Linked DNA regions of Homo sapiens: region 1 is linked to region 2. Evidence: read pairs that join two places in POLR2A ChIA-PET (ENCODE). Cell type or tissue: MCF 10A. All regions are shown on one strand. Each heading gives the region's core, and the rest is flanking DNA. Links, peaks and the distances in the headings are about the cores only.

Region 1 (4,398 bases), core at 204-4,203, 60 kb after region 2:
AATTATGAGGAAAAAAAATCTGTGCAAATTTTGTGTCAGATTTTTGGATTTTCTCATTCTCTGCTTAAGGCCAAGTAAGGTTTCCTCTTTCTATTTCCATCACTGTCAGCAGCAAAGGAAAAACTTTGCAACAAAACTTGTTATATTTTTTTCAGAAGGATTAAAGTTTGGAAGAATACCATATTGGAGGCTTTAAGTCTCAAAAATATCCCTCTGATTATACAGGGGCATAAGAAAATGAATTTAACTGCATCCATGCAAATCAATCATCACTAAGCGTATGTCGTAATGACGGTAGGTCAGTAGTGGAACAACTATGACTCACAGGCTGAGAATGCCCTCATTTAAGAAATTCTACAAAGTTGCTCCCTACCCCAGAATATCTACCCCAGGGGCTTGTTCCATGTCTCAAATTCAGCTACTAAAGTGCTGAAGTCCAAAATTTTCATATTTAAGAAAACTCCAAAAGAAAACACATCTCAAAAATCATATTTAGTACTTATAAGTCATTAGCACCTTATTTGTCACATCTCTTAAAAACACAAAAGGAATGGGACACAGAACCTGCAAGTGCTAATAAGGCATAAGGTGGAGGCCACCCTCAACTTCTTCCTCCCCCTTTATCCAGAACATTCAGACAGACAAATCTCTGTTCTTAGCATCTTGCTTAAATCTTTTCGATGGCTCCCCAAAAGGGCTAGCAGTGTTCTCCAAGTGTGGTCTAGGGGTCCCTTCTGGCTTCAGATCCTTCACTAAGGTAATCATTTAAAAAGTACAGATTTCCCAAGTGCCAGCCCAGGCCTACTTAATCAGTATGTCTGACAGGGAGATCCTGGAATCTGTTTTCAATAAATAATCCAGCTTGATTTTCTTAAAAATACTTTTTCACAATTGAGAAGTATAGTGTACAGTAAGTACAGAAAGCATAAATGTGCAGTTCAATGATTACAAAGTGAACATCCACATAACCATGGTCCAGAACAAGAAAGAGGGCCTTGCTTGCCAGCACTTCAGAAGCCCCCTTGTTCCCCTTTCAATCATTTCTCTCTTCTCTTAGTTGTATCTACTATTCTCATGTCTGACACTCACAGCTTGATTCTTGCACTCACTGGTGCTGAGAACTACAGCTACAAGATAAAGTCCACACTGCTTAGCGTGTCAGAGGTGGCTCCTGCACAATTTGGTCTCTACAATTTCATCTTCTGCCTCTGCCCTCTTCACATGTAATTCTCAAGTCATTTGGAATCAGTTATGCTTCATTTCACAATAATTTCCCTAAGTTACTGCTCATGTTTATGCTGCCTCACTGCCTCTGTGCTTCTGTACTTGCTGGGGAGTGCCTGCACTTCCTGAGTCTATTAATTTCATCCTTCCAGACCTGTCCAATTGTTGCTTGCTTACAAGGCCTACTGACTTTCACCCCTCTGCCCTACCCAAACCAGAACCATCACTCTTTCTTTGTGTGACTAAGAACATCTTATAATGTGTGCAAGTGCTTGTTTACATGTGTATTCCGCTTTCTAGACCAGGAAATAGGGCAGAGATTTAATTTTCTTGTGCTTATAGGCTTAGTGTGTATCCCTCAGTCAGTGCTTAATTGTTGAACAAGCAAATAGTCTCCAGGTATAAACATCTTAGGAAAAGTAGCACACTGCAACCTTAATACCTCTGGGTATATTTGGATCAGATCACGTTCTTCCTTGTCAGGAAACAAATGCAGACATCAGTAACACACTGGGTGCCCGAGAGGGAGGTGAAAGTAAGTGAAGAAAGAGGGATGAAACACTGCAGGAGCGGGAGCAGGGGAGCTAGTGATGTTGTCTGAAGGGCTGCCAGAGCCTACAGAGCAAGGAGTAATCAGAGTGCTCCCGGCAGCACTGAGCCTTCCCTTCTTTCTCAGAGAGGACTCCCAGTTGTCAGACCACTGTGCTACATGGGGAGCCTGGACTGTTCCAAATTCCTTACATCTTTTCCTGCCTCTGATTGTCCTCACATTGTCCATCTTCTTCTCTGAGTATCCATTCTGCTTGCAAAATGCCACCTTTTAAGTAAGTAACCTGCCTATTTTTGACCCTAGCATCAAAACTCCTATCCATCCACAGTATGTGAGTGGGAGTGGAAGGCGACAATAAGCCACACAGAGGGGCCTTGTGTAACTGCTTGGTGCTCAGAGGATCTGGACAGAAGCATCTGGGCAGCCTGCCACAGGAAACTTCACAGCAATGTCAATAGTCCTGACGAAAACGAACCTTGACTGCTGGGCAAACTGAGAGGGTGGAAGGACAGAAATGAGCATCACTTGAAATCTACTGATGCCGGAAAAGATATTGTAAAGCAAAATTTAAAATCAAAAAGTAGTTAATAAATTTTGGCCCCTTCTACTGTATGGGTCTGAAAGACAGCCATCACTGGTGGTTTGATACCTGGGGAAGGGGTGAGGGCAGCTTTGAGTGGAGATGATCAAGGCAGGTCTGGAGCCCACACTTGGGAGATGCTTGCATCTGCAAAATGAAGAAAGAACTGCAGTCTCAGAGAAAGTGGGCTCTGCTCTCCTCCCCTAAGGAACCAGAGCAGCAGATGGGTCTCAAGCAGCACTGGACCAGTTTGGCACCTGGTGGGCCAGTTTTCTGCAGCTAAACAAGGACCGGAACAAACAAACAGGGCATCAGATGTGGCCCAGATGCCAGTTCTGTCACTGGGTGTGAAAGCCCAGTGAACGTCACATTTTGAACTGCAAAAGCTCTGGGACTGCATAGGTCCCTGGAACAGGAGGATCCTTAAGAAGATATAAAGAGATACATGCTTGAATGATTAATAAGGAAAAGAGACTATTTGTGACATCAGATTAAAGCAGTTCAAGCCAGCTCTATATCTATAAATATATATAAAATCAATATTAACACATTCAATTTTTTTTGTAGCTAGTTGGGTGATAAGGCAACTCAGGATGGCATCTGAATCAGCATGGTCAAAGAATTTGGTGTGGTGGGGTATCTATGCCTTGAGGGTCTACCATGTGTCAGATGGTAGACCCTCAAGACATGTAGTTATACAGGCCAGATGACATTAAAGTGCTTGACACATACTTTTTAGCTCCCAGATTTTGTTGACCTCCTGGTTTTTGTTGCCCTCTGCAAACAAGTGGATAAAAACAATTTTGGGACAGATGACATTAAGTGCTTGACACATACTTTTTAGCTCGCAGTTTTTGTTGACCTCCTGGTTTTTGTTGCCCTCTGCAAACAAGTGCATAAATACATACAATTTGGTTTTCATTTTTATTTGTAAACTGCTTTTGAAGCAGGATCTTTGTTAAGTAACATTTATTTTTTTCCTGATTTTCAAAGTAATGCATGTTTATTGTTGAGTTTTTTTTTTTTGTTTTTTGTTTTTGTTTTTTGACGGAGTCTCACTCTGTCACCTAGGCTGGAGTGCAGTGGCACGATCTCAGCTTACTGCAACCTCAGCCTCCCGGGTTCAAGTGATTCTCCTGCTTCAGCCTCCTGAGGAGCTGGGACTACAGGTGCATGCCACCATGCCCAGCTAATTTTTTGTATTTTTAGTAGAGACGTGGCTTCACCATGTTAGCCAGAATGGTCTCGATCTCCTGACCTCATGATCTGCCCACCTCGGCCTCCCAAAGTGCTAGGATTACAGTCGTGAGCCACTGTGCCTGGCCAAAATTTTTGAAAATTGAAAAAAAGCATAAAGAAGAAAATAAAAACTATCTATAATACCATCACCCAGAGATAATTACTGCTAACATTTAGTAAATTTCCTTCCATGTTTATTTAGGTAGAGAGATTACAGGTTGTTTTGCTCTGTTCTATTTTTACCCATAACATTATGAGCATTTCTCAATATTATTAAATATTAATTGAATATATTCCATCATATAGATATCTTATTTAACTAATACATTATTTTTTATTTTTTTCCATTTCACAAATAATGTTGTAATAAAAATGTATAAACTTAGCATAATATCTTAGAAGTGAATTTGTTGGCTGAAATCATATGGACATGTTGCAACTCTTGGTTCGACTTGCCAAACTACTGTTCTAAAGGTTGTTTATTTTTTTTACCAGCAATGATGAGCCCCTAACCTCTGCAACACTGTGATTATTTGGAACAGTTTATTTAAGGAATATAATTTATAGTTGGAAAAAACCCTTATTCTGCCACTATGAGAAACTTATAGTAAGGAATGAAAATACAATAATAGATAGAAAACTTTAAAGTTTTTGACTACCACATATTATTGCCAGTCCTGGGTAAGCTGAGTCATGATGTATAAGTCCAGGTACACGACAATATAATTCAAACTGTAAAGATGTAACTTTGCAGTTATATGCAAACGGAACTATGTTTATCTGTATTTCAGTAGTTTAAAAGTCT
Region 2 (4,398 bases), core at 103-4,102:
TGAGGGTGAATTTACTAGTTTATGGAGCGGGGTGGGGCGGGGGGGGATCTGGTTCTTTTCTCCACTTGTGCTGTGCTGACTTGTTTCGTATGTGTTTTGGATACATGTGGTGATAGCAACCTGTTAGTCTCTGGTAAAACCCAGTCCAAAGATATGTGAAGCCTGGACACGTGAGGCTGAATAAGGATGTCCTAGAGCCATGAAATACATTAACATTGTTGGGCAGTTATGGCAACGGAAAAACAGTGTTAATATAGGGAGTAAGTAGGCACTTTATAGGCAAAGAGGACATGCCTTTTCTGTATGCAACGAGCTTTGCAAATTCTAACTCCACCCTAATTATAACTGCCTTGTTCTCATGAAGTTCACTGTCAGCAACTGTTTATTCACCAGGTACAATATTATGCATAATACACTGGGCTGAGAACTGTGAGGGATACAATTTGGAAAGACAGGGCCCCTGGTCTTAAGATGCCATTGAAAAGCACAGACTGTGTTCGGGAATCAGTAAGTCCAGTGTGTAGATGACAGCGTTAGTGGGGAAAAATGGAATACAGAGTTGAAAGGTGTATTGGAGCCAGATTGTTAGGTTTTTGAATGCAAAATTTATATGTTAGGATGCTATTATTTGGAAAGTGGGGACTTACTCAATTTTTTTTAACATTAAAAGAAAATAATCAAATCTGTTTCTGGCTATTCACATTTTTTTGGTCCCATTGGTATCTTTTTTTAGATGGTACATTTTCAGTGAACAAAAACAGTATCTATTTCGCTTAATGTCCAGTGCAATGTCATAGATTATGTGTAATATTTAGGTTCACGTAAATAATGGCTGTTCTTAAAAATTCACATGTTCTTATTATGGAATGATTAAAGGACCCTCATTTTTCTTAATATTTATTTAGCTAAACTATCATCCTCCTCACCAAGGAATAACAAGAAAGCTGGGCAACTGTGGCAAATTATTTGCCCAAGAGGATCACTTTTAAACCCTAGTGAAGCTGGGAGCAGTGGCTCACACCTGTAATCCCAGCACTTTGGGAGGCTGAGGCGGGCAGATCACCTGAGGTCAGGAGTTCAAGACCGGCCTGGCCAACATAGTGAAACCCCACCTCTACTAAAAATACAAAAAGCCGGGTGTGATGGCGCATGCCTTTAGTCCCAGCTACTCAGGAGGCTGAGGCAGGAGAATCGCTTGAGCCTGGGAAGTGGAGGTTGCAGTGACCCGAGATTGCACCACTGCACTCCAGCCTGGGTGACAGAGTGAGACTCCATCTTAAAAACAAAAACAAAAACAAAAACAAAAAACTTAGTGAAGCTATCAGGTATTGGAGAGCATGGAAATGCTATAAACCAATACATTCTATATTTTATTGATACAGCATTTTTTCAATGTTTTGTCTACAGACAGATCCCAGGGGATTAACATATATTTAAATTACCTAACTTTCCAGTTGGACATAAACAATCTTATCCTTCTCTTTCATTGTCCTTTATATCTTCTGTGGGGTCTCCTGGGCTTGTGTAACTTGTCATAATGGACAGGATGTGAGGGATGCTACCACAGACAGACACCATATTGTAAATCTGAAGAATGGACAGAGGAAAACTTGCAACAGAATTAGAGGAAAGAAGAAATGATGGTGACTATTGCAAAGCCTGGAATGGTTCCCTTGGGAATTTAAGGAGGGAAAACAAGAGTTTCTGTAGTTTCCAGAAATAGAACTGCCTGCCAGCTTCCTTCCATCCTCCCTCTTAGCCTAGCTGCAGGAGAAGAACAGGCAGGCACATGCAGGCTGATGACTTTCCTGCTTGTGACAGCTCCAGATTACAAATGTGCAGAACAAGATTACAGTGCCAGCATTCCCAGGCCCAGGGAGCAAAGGCAGGTGGGCCGGGATGAGGTGAAGGAATATTAAAATAAAATAAAATAAGTACGGGTGATAATGAAAAGAAGAGGAAGTGTGGGGTAGTATATATGGTGTTAAGATGCTAGGAGAAGACTGAGGGCATGAGACAGAAAGCCCTGTACTGCCTGGGCGTGTATCTGAGAGATATGTGGGTGTGTTTGCAGAGGAAGTTGTGGGGGCATGTGTGTGTGCAGAATGTGTGTTAGGGAGGGGTTTTATTGGTATAGGAGTGGGAGGGTGTGTACAGCAGGGTGTGGAGTGCAGGGGTGGAGGGAAAAAAAAAGCGGAGGGAGGGAGGACTTTTATGGAGTGCCAGGAACACCCATTTCACAAAGGAAAATTGCCAGCTGCCAGCAAGTCAAATCTCCTTTGTGGGAACGGATCAGCTCCCCACAGTGGATTCTGGCCTCTGATCTGACCCCAGGATGTTTGCCAGATATTTGACCCCTGAAGGGAGGGACACAGTTTCTGGATTTTTACCACACCCTGATGCGTGCTCTTTCCCAGGGACTGATGTGTTTGCTTATATATTATCATAGTGTTGGTCACAGGGCAGCATTGTTTGGCAGACAGTCTAGTGAATAGAACTGTAAGTTAGAAATAAATACTTTCCAGTCTTGGTTTGTGTGTGTGTGTCCTTTTTGATGGCCTTTGAAACCCTACGATAGTACTTCTGTGCCTTGGTTCCCAATTTTTCTAGTAACAAGAAAGAAAACATCAGCTAGATAAGGAAATATAGTGTAGAATTAATAACTGCAATGAATACATAATTTTAAAGACACATGGGTGACAGATTTTAATCTAGTATGAGAAATAACTTCTACTAATTAGAATTGTTCAAAACTAGGAGAGGTTAGCATAAAATGTGATATGTGTCATATTATTCTACATATTCAAGTGGAGCGAAGATGACCAGTTGTAGGGTGTTTAGGGGGAATTCCAGCAGCAAATAACAGTATACTTAAGATGCCCGAAGAATTATGCAAAAACTCTGAGATGTTATGATTCTAGGACTATAGTGTGCTTAAGTAATACAGAATTATCTTGAATATTTAAGTGTTATAAATATGAAATAATCAATACACAAAATGACCAAGGAACAAAATGTCCACTGCATGATTAGCACCTTTATTGGGCAACCAAGATGTATGGCATATAAATGCAGAAATAACTTGGGGCCCAAGTCTTCCACAGTAACCCCAAAACAAACTAAATATAGAGAAAGAAGGCTATGTTGTGTAGCAGGGAAAAGTATTCAATAAAAACAGGCTGAAACTCTTATCAGTCGTTCCTGAATAGCCTCTATCTATTTCTATGAGAGATCCAGTCCAACTTAGTGGAGTACTGAAAGAATGCTAGAAGTGTTTTCTTCAGTGATTAAAAACTTTCAGATGTTTGTTGACCACCCAGTTCAGACATATCCCAGGTCTCCGTTTGAGAGATGGTAGAGGAGTCCTCAGAACTTCCTTAGCTTTCCAAAGGCTGTTAAGACTTCTCAACAGTCTTGTTGAGTCTTAGTGTTCTCATTCAGTCTAATGTACTTTGAATCACGTGGGGATCTATTAAAAAGTGATTCTGATTCAGTAGGCCTGGGGCGAGGCCTAAGATTCTGCACTTCTAAGAGAGGCTGATGATGCGTGTCCACAGGCCACTCACAGAAGCAAGGCTGTAGGTGAAAGCAGATAGGAAACTCTAGGTACCCTGGGCAAGGGCAGACAATGCATCAAGGGAATGAGATCAATACTACCCCATCCACAGAATCACAAAATTAAGAGTATAAAAGGAGAGAAGCCTTGTGATGCCATCTAAAAACCATCATTTGGCTCTTTAGTGGCGAATATAAGAGTTCTGTGTGGGCTGGACTGGAGTCTCCTTAGGGTGGTGATAATATGGTCTGTTAGGGTAAATGTCAGGGACTTCTTGGAAATTCCAGGTTCTGCTGTCAAGTAGATAAAGTTTGTTTTGGTCCCGTCTTCCCTGCTGATCTCACACTTCTTAAAACATGACTTTTCCTAAGAGGAAACTGTAATCTTTTCTTTAGGACAGACCTCAACAAATTGCCTTAATTTCCTCTACAGAATCAGATGGGAAGGAATTTAAGGTGTGGCCTTTCCCATGGAAGTCTTTAAGACTCCAAATTTTCAAGACACTACAGGATAAAGCTCTATCAGCAAAATGCCAAACTGTGACAGGTAGAAAAATATTGTGATGGGCGGGTTTGCTTAAATAGCTTTCTGATTCCTCCACAGACTGACATTACCCAGGATAACAGGAGTGGGGAGAAGTGTCAGTGTTGGGAAGGATTGTAAGAAGGGTCTCCATCTCATTCTAACTGATTAGAATTGAGAAGGTTGCAGGATTAAAATATTGGTGCAAAGGAAAGACATTTGAGGACATGGAGTAGCTAAGGTTGTTAACCATTCTCCAAACGCTTATTTATTTTACTTCAATGAATCAGAAATAATTGGATTCCACCCTGTTTCTCTTC

What was found. ChIA-PET counts read pairs that join two places held together with the same protein. Peaks named below come from ENCODE experiments on the same cell type or tissue, not always from the same donor. Only the 100,000 strongest peaks of a DNase experiment are listed, where the experiment ranks them.
Region 1: POLR2A ChIA-PET joins it to region 2 with 10 read pairs; 10 of 35 experiments call an interaction of 5 or more read pairs at or near these places.

Annotation. Positions count from the first base shown.
Region 1 is chr2:190,636,269-190,640,666 of GRCh38, forward strand. NEMP2-DT (NEMP2 divergent transcript) reads left to right here. Exons shown (of 5, transcript NR_183903.1): 5 at 2,078-3,260. It also overlaps a transcript of NEMP2 not described here. Among named protein-coding and RNA genes, the nearest start is that of NAB1, 11 kb to the right of the region's middle. RefSeq lists enhancers at 915-1,649, 1,185-1,254. In MCF 10A, for the core only: no CTCF peak of the experiment used is centred there; DNase peaks (open chromatin) are centred at 313, 1,323, 2,203 and 4,053.
Region 2 is chr2:190,576,595-190,580,992 of GRCh38, forward strand. All of the region lies in intron 4 of NEMP2-DT (NEMP2 divergent transcript), which reads left to right. It also overlaps a transcript of NEMP2 not described here. Among named protein-coding and RNA genes, the nearest start is that of NEMP2-DT, 44 kb to the left of the region's middle. In MCF 10A, for the core only: no CTCF peak of the experiment used is centred there; DNase peaks (open chromatin) are centred at 1,767 and 2,307.